2 separate regions of the Homo sapiens genome follow, and region 2 is linked to region 1. A link is a contact called in ENCODE Hi-C or POLR2A ChIA-PET data. All regions are on one chromosome and are shown on one strand. Each heading gives the region's core, a stretch centred on a gene start or an enhancer-like site at or near the end of the contact. The rest is flanking DNA. Distances are from core to core; before and after follow the strand shown. Region 1 has its middle 72 kb from the start of SERP2. Region 2 holds the start of SMIM2-AS1 (SMIM2 antisense RNA 1).

The links. Hi-C counts contacts between places; a loop is a spot of excess contacts on that map. ChIA-PET counts read pairs that join two places held with the same protein, here RNA polymerase II (POLR2A). Pooled maps may share reads with other maps.
Region 2: a loop to region 1 is called in a pooled map of heart left ventricle, with 2.0 times the contacts of the local background. The contact joins the promoter of SMIM2-AS1 here to the enhancer-like site in region 1. A Hi-C loop is called at or near these places in 1 of 168 maps with a recorded cell type or tissue (Right ventricle myocardium inferior) and 2 of 50 pooled maps. POLR2A ChIA-PET finds 5 or more read pairs at or near these places in 1 of 52 experiments (RWPE1).

The regions. Positions count from the first base shown.
Region 1 is chr13:44,299,793-44,303,493 of GRCh38, forward strand. No RefSeq gene overlaps it. Among named protein-coding and RNA genes, the nearest start is that of SERP2, 72 kb to the right of the region's middle. RefSeq lists an enhancer at 1,590-1,779. Within about 2 kb of position 1,404, at least 20 of the 41 ENCODE cell types and tissues checked have a DNase peak (open chromatin) inside an H3K27ac peak, as active enhancers do.
Region 2 is chr13:44,109,038-44,113,049 of GRCh38, forward strand. SMIM2-AS1 (SMIM2 antisense RNA 1) reads left to right here and starts at 1,512. Exons shown (of 5, transcript NR_104065.1): 1 at 1,512-1,575. The region is part of intron 2 of LINC00390 (long intergenic non-protein coding RNA 390); the gene reads right to left.

The sequences.
Region 1 (3,701 bases), core at 154-2,653:
CAGAACTTTGCAAATTCCTATCTTGGAATCACAATGACAAACGCTCCAAGATGGCAGGAGCCTCTGAGCACCTTGAGAGGCAATCAAGAGAAGCCTGTCTCAGCAGACTCACCTCACTGCCAGGTGGTGGCTGCACACTCTCTGTGGGGTATCGCACCTCAAACCACAGCTCTGCAATCCTACAATATCTTTCACCATCCCACATAGTATTTGTTAATTGAATCCTGTAATTTAATTGCATTCGCATTTCTAAGCACACTTGTTTTCATAGAACGTATACTCTTTAGCACCTGAAGATTCTGACAAGTAAATGTCATCCATGCCTGTCCAGGTAGATACGAGGTAGCGTTGCCCTCACTCCCAGACACTCCCCTGTCCATTACTTAACCACGTGGAGTTGGAGTAGCCGTTTTCTATGATTATGATCCATTTTCTTCACCCTTGTTGGAGCTTTCATAAGAATCAGCAGGAACTCTGCAAACCCTCCTCCCTGTCACTACCTCACCACTTCACCAACATGTCCCCAGCCTCCAGTTCCATCCCATCAATGCCATTTCTGGCACATATGCCCACTGGATCCACCCAGTGACAACCACCTGCATGCCATTTTCTTGAATGAAAGGAATGAAGGCATTTTCTACTCTATCATCATTCCTTGACCTTCACCTGTTTTGGTTTTTAAAGTGTTTTCTCTTCTGCATTAGCCGGAGTTCATTAGAGAGCCGTCCAGCCTCCATACCTGGAGTTGGTCACTGATGGCCTTTTTTACTGTCTGCCACTGAAGGTTAGTCTGGTCAAATGATCTTCAGTGAAGAGCATTCAACAAGTCAGTGCTCAAAAGCAAGGGGGTGAATCTTTGGAGGAGAGACTGGGGAAGACCGATGAGAGGGGAGAATTAATGGTTAAATCTACAGTAGGGTTTCAAATTCTTTTTTCAAGTTTAGGGGAAGGATTCCTCTGTTAATTCATTTATTCATTCTTACAATCTGGTTAGACCTATGGCCTCCCAGAAAACAGCTAAATTAGCCTCTTCTCTAATGTAGGCCCAGGGCTCTGGCTCTATCGGGGATTCCAAAGCCCCTCAACACCACCCCTGAGCTTACCCTGGAGAGTAATGTTTTCCGGGCATTCACATCAACTGAGAGCTTAAATATGGTTCTTCTGGGAGAGGGCCAGGAGACGGGATGGCCATTATCAGCAATCTGCTCTCTGCGGAGTCTGAGCCATGTGAACAAACAACCTCACACACTACGAGTGGGGAGAGAAGCGATTGGAATGTTCACTCCTATTTTCCTAAAATATCCAGTGAACCATGAACCTAAACTCTACACCTGAGGCAAACCGGGAGTTGCTATTTTAACACAGCACAGCTTAGAAAACAATCCACACATGTTCTGTGACTTGGGCCAGCCCCAGAGGGATTCCTGGCAGCATTGCATGGGTGACTAATATTCACAGCCTCTCTGAGGGTGAAGGGTATGCTATTCACCTGTCTGCCACCACTCACTTCAATATGCTTTGCCATGTGGGATCTGAGAGGAGTCTTTTTCTGGGAGTTTTAAATATCTTTTCAATGGGGCTTTTAAGATACTTATAAGTACTGTTTTCTGATCTAGGATCGCTCCACCTAGTCTATTGGCATATCTCTTATACAGGAGGACAAGAGAGTGATGAAAAATGAGACAGGAAATGCACCCATTTATTTCGCAAACATCTGCGTTGGGCCATTGGGGAATACCAAGATGACTCAGCCACAGTTGAAGGAGGGCAGATATGAAAACAAATCATTAAAATAATGTAGTCAAATGCTAAATAAGGTTTGTACCAAAGGCTGTGGGAACACAAAGAAGGGATCATTAATTTTGTCAGAGGCAGTCAAGGAAGACTTTGTAGAGAGTGACCTCTGAGTTGTACTTTAACAGCTGTGTTGGAAAGTTCAGGTGAGAGAGGAAAGGAACGGTGTTCAAGACAGAGGGAACAGCAGCCGCAAAGATGTGGAAGCTTGAAGACCCCTGAAAACTTTGCTGAGTTTGGGCCACAGGTTACACGGGAGCAAATGGGGCAGGTATGAGGCTGACACCGTGGGTTGGGGTGAGATATGAAGGCATGTGGTCAGGTTAAAGGGTCCAGACTTAATTCATTGGGCAATTGAGAAAAAACAGAGGACTTGGAGCATAGGTGTGAAACATCAGATTTTAGAAAGACATATCAGTAGACAATCACTGTATTTCAGGCTTTAGTGATTCCTCACTTGGTCCATGATACAAGCCTCCATGTCACACTTTGCTTGCTGCTTTGTATATCTGCTCAGCTGAGGCATTTTTACATAACCGTATGTTAAAAGGGTCATTATTCCCACTGTACAGTTGGCGAAAGAGAATCTCAGGGAGCTTAAAAAGAATACCCTTTGGCAAAGCCAAGATTCACACCGAAGTCTGTTGGATCACCAAGTCTGTGTTTCATTATACTGAATTAGAAGATAATAACAACGAGAAAGAAAAAAATGGTGATTGGCAGCCCTGGCTGCACATTAGTTTCTCCTTGGGAGCTTTTTTAAATCATGATGTCCAGGCTGCACCCTAGACTGATTAAACCAGAATACGTAGGAGTGGAACCCAGACATCAGGATTTGCTTAAAGCTCCTCAGGTGACTTTAGTGTGCAGCCAAGTTTGAGAATGACTAAGAGATGTTTCAAAGGAAGACTTGGTAATAGTTGGCTAGCAAGCGGGAAGACCGAGAGAGAAGGAGGAAAGAGGTGACTTTAAGATTTTTAACTTGGATGAAGGCAGAAAGGGATGTGAGTGGGGAAATGAGGAGTTTATTCTCACAGTCATTTACTTTGCCATCATAGTGTGACATCCAGGTGGAAATACCCAATAGATGCCTTGGCAAAGTGAACCACGGGCTTCAGAGGAGTCAAGGCTATATCAAGGTCAACACCTCATCCAGTGCTGTGCTGGGGGCAGCTCACACCAGCTCCAGGGAAGCAACTATTAAATATTCTGAAATTTTGCAAGCCAGTTGTTAACACAGCCATTAATAAAAATTAAATCAAAAGAATTAAATAAATTATATTTTTGAAAATGTAATAAACTCTCAAAACTCATTACTTCTCATTACTACACTTTAGTATTGCCTGTGCTCTTGAAGTTGTTTATGTATACTTTATCTGTGTGGTGGGAAAGCCATATAATGGTAGCTTACTGTAGGGGATCTTTGCCAACTCTGCAATCACTCATGTTGATAGCTTGAAACTGGCCATGGTAAGGAGCATTTACATCATGAAAACTGGCAAATACTACAAAATAAGGCCCCCGTCATCCCCCACAAAGAGCGAGTTGTTAAAACATTTACCAGCACACCATTGCCTCAAACCACATTAGGGACTATGCAGAGATGCCAGCGTATGAGTATGCATGGGGAACCTCATCAAGATAAAACAAAGACAGTAAGAGACAAGTTAAACTTCACAGATGGGGGTGGCCGGTGGTGTAAGGAAAAAAAAAAAAGACTTCACAGATGGGGGAAAAAAACTGATGCTAGAAACAGTTTTCCCCTTGACTAATATTTCCCAAAACACAAGCTTTTTGCAATACTCAGGTCCTTTGGGATTGCTACTATTCCAAATAAACCTGTTTTATTTAGCTCCGTGAATAAGGCCCTTCTAGCCAGAGAAGATATATTTTATATGCACACATAA
Region 2 (4,012 bases), core at 262-2,761, 190 kb before region 1:
AAGCCAAATGTTTAAATGTTTCTCAAATCTATCTACCTCTTTACCTCCAAACCACCCAAGTCTGGGCCAGAATCATTAAAAGATGGTGCACTTGTGCCGACTTGACAGCCACAGCCTCCCACCAGGATCCCCACATTCTCTCCTGCCTCACAGAGCAGCCAAGATGATCCAGCCTCACCTCAGGTCAGACCATTTCACTCCCAGTGTGAAACCCTTCCGTGATTCCTTGATACTTTTGGGATCAAGCCTGACCCTTTGATGTGGTCTCCAAGCCTAGGTCAGCCTGACCATCATCCTCTTACCGCCTGACATTGCTGCAGGTGGGTGGAAGGCCTCGGCTCCTCTCAACTCCAAGCTTCTTTTCCTTTTAGGTATTGGAACCACATTCTTCCACCCACCTGGGGCACTTTCTCAAGCAAAACTCTCAGCCGCCTTCAATTTTGAGCTTAAACTTTACTTCTTTTCTTCCTCCCCCTAGAGTTCCTCACACATGAGCCCCTTGAACTCTGAGTTTGGGATCCTAAAACTTCTTAAGCTTTATTGTTACCCCTTACCTAACCAGAATCTAAGTTCCATGAAGGAGGGACCTCATCCATACTCCCCATGCCAGTGAATACATTTCGAGTAAACCCCAAAAGTATTTGCCAATGATAAGGTAAAAGCAGTGGGTTTCACAAAGGACAATACCATTTGCAGAAGAAGCACCACATAGCAATAAAAACCCAAATGGTTATCCAGATTATGTAAGGGCCACAATCATGGGCAAGGTCCCTATCATGTGTAAGAGACAATGTGAGTTATTTTGTCTATATGAAATATGCCTTTTGTTTGGTAGTTGTCATTTTTTCAAAGAACTTTTTGCTAGGCTATCGAAAAGGTGAACGACTCAGGAGAATGGGCATTATAGTTGACGGTTATTTAGCAACTACAGTGTGCCAGGTCCAACAACCTTATGAAGTAGGTGCAATTATTACTGCCATTTGGTGAATAAGGAAACTGAGATGCCTAGGAAATTAAGTAATTTGCCCAGTGCTATACAGCTGATCGGTTGAAATCGTATCTGAAGCCAGGCACTGCCATTCCCAGGCAGGCACCCATTGTACTGTCTCCCTGTGGAACTGCAGATCACCTTCCAATATTGAGGGTCTTCCACATTTGCCGGAAAATACCATGGGCTGAAGATGTGCAACAGGCTTTACCTCCCTCTCTCAAGAGGTGGAGCTGGTTCATGCCTCAGAACATAAAAGGGTGGGGTTTGATTTCTCATCTTTGTGAATTATTTCTGAAGAGTTTATTGTATAATCAGTGACTAAGTAATTGTGGCCACGAGGAGATACAAAGATGTTTCATTATGGATGGTGTAATATTTAACTTCACGGAAAGGACCCGGGGCTCTGTGGCTTCCCATCCGTCTTGTGACCCGGAATCATGGTGATCTAAAAGAGCCCTGTGACTCTGGGAAATTTGTTATCAAAGGATGTTAGCCACAAGTCCTGTTGGCAAATGGACCCCAGGTGGCCTGCAGTGCCAAGCTGTTTCCCTGCCAGCCTCCCAGTCTGGCCCTGACTCTCCAATGTAAGTGAGGGGCACAATGGAAATGTTATTTTAGGCCTTTCCACTTTAATTGCATTTCCTACAAGAGCGTCTGCGGGTTTTTCTTCATTTTGCTGGTGCCTCCCATATGAGTGGAGATCCACTGAGCAAGGTCATTGACCTACTAATTGTTAAAGGCATGTAGAAGCTCGGAGGGCTCGGTTCTCAACAATATCCTAATTATTATGCATTGGTTAGATGTTCTCTTCCCCATACTGTGTTATTGGGTTCATACTGGCTTCTAGTAGTAAAATCACTTGCTCTCTCTCTTAGCATGGTGACAATTCTGTTGTGATTAACTCTTTCCCAACTTCTTGAACCTGAGAAATATATTATTCTATTACAAGGAGTTCAAAAATCGTATATATATTTTTCTCTTTTATAACACACTTCTATGAAGTATCAGACATTTCATTTGCACTTTCTCATCTAACCTTCGCAACATCCTTATGCATACTTATTATTATTGTGTCCACTTTATAGAGGGGAATATTGAACAGAGGATTTGTTTGTTTTGTTTTATTTTGTTTTTAAGTGACTGACCTATCAAATGTCACACAACTAGTAATTAGCAGACTGGGTTATAAACTCAGGCAACTGGCTTCAAGCTTAACTACTTCATGCTTAACTACTGTACTGTGCTATTCTACTTTACTTCCTTGTATTGTTTTTAACTTGAGAGATTTTTATCCATTATAGTTGAATCCATGACTCTTGTTTGCTTGTTTATAAAAAACATATGGTCCTGAGTAATTAGGATGTATTTCCCAGCATCGTTCAGTTTCCATGACACTTACTCTTCCAACCCCAACACACACACAACTGTGCACAACATACAGTTGAATGCAAACATATAAATGTTGGTGCATTTTCCTTTTTGTGATATAAAATTGTCCTCTTTCTTATACACAATCACCTGACCAATTTTTTCAAGATGATCTAGAACCTATTATTTGTAAGCCACTTTGGAAATTAGGGGGACTTTTCTGAGACAGAAATAGCATCACCAATAAATATGGAATTCCAGGGAAGGTACACATAGGGTCTTAACCCTGGATGGACAGCGCTGATCTCTTCAAACCTTTTTGGAACTGATTTCACTTCACCTTAGAAATCAACCACATAACACATTGGGTTAGATCAATGCATCCTCTGTATCTCTTGGAGCAGCACCAGTGCAGAATTTTCCTTCTAAGATCAATGGCAGGCTGGGAAAATACCCAGACATCGGTACACAATGTGACAAGCAATAAGGAGTGGAGGTAAGAGATCCAGGCCAAGCCTTGGCCTCACCCACGCTTACTGGTCTTATGATCCTAGGCACCTTACAGCTTCTTTGAGTCTTGCTTTTAATTTCTTCACAATGGGCCTGACAATACCTGCTCTCCTTCTAGACTTTTCAAAGGGTGAAACGAGATGACAGCAGAAGCTGCCAGGCATGGTGGTGAGCACACAGCAGGCCCTCACTAAAAGTGGAGTCCAAACCCCACACCTCAGCAAAGCTGGTTTAGGAACACTCCAGGGAATTTCTCAACATTTTTCCTGTAAGGTAATTTCTTAAAATGAGTACATTGCTAGATCTCAGATCCCCAAATTTCCAGAATATAATAGAAATGAAGTTTCAGTCACTTCACAGTGAAACTGCAAAGAAACTAAATGGAAAGTAAGTGATTTGAAGACTGTCAGAGACACAAGGAAGTAGTCTCTTAAGAATCATTTTCTTTCTTCTAGATTTGGATTTGGGAGTAGATTATTTAGATTCTTTTTTAAAGTAATTTAGATAAATTTTGAACAGTTGAACTATTTAAGGTTAAAAAGAGTAAAGATAGATAAAGGTTAACAATAATTTGATAACCGGACAAAAAAGTATAAATCATAGTAACTGTAACAGAACAAAATCCATTTTCCCCACTTAGAAACAGTAACTATTAGGTGGACAGAGCCCAGAGAAAACACTTTAACAGTATTGTTTGCTGAAGAGAATTCCTGTAACTAAATCAAAAATATTATTTTCGTGGGCCCTCTACCAAGGCATAGAAATAATTTTGTTATTACAGGCTCAACTTTCTAGAGATGATTTTGTGAGAGGATTTCACAAATGGTCGTGCTTGCCTTTTAAAGATAAATGGTGATGAATACACTGAGAAATCAACTACAATCTTCAGGGTATGTGTGAGTCTCAGACTCAACACCTTCATGACCTGTTTCCTTTTCCTGTGAGAGTTAGGAATCCCTCCTACGTGTCTGCTATTGCGTAGAGATGAAAATTTACTTTCTGTCATGCTGGGTCGTGGAAGTGGCAGAGGTAGATCTCATCCCTCTTGGTATTCCAGCCATTTGCCTTCTTCCTCTCTCTGCAGAAACGCATTAGTAGACGACTGCTTTCAATATTTGGGCTTCTCAAGAGGCTATTTTTGTT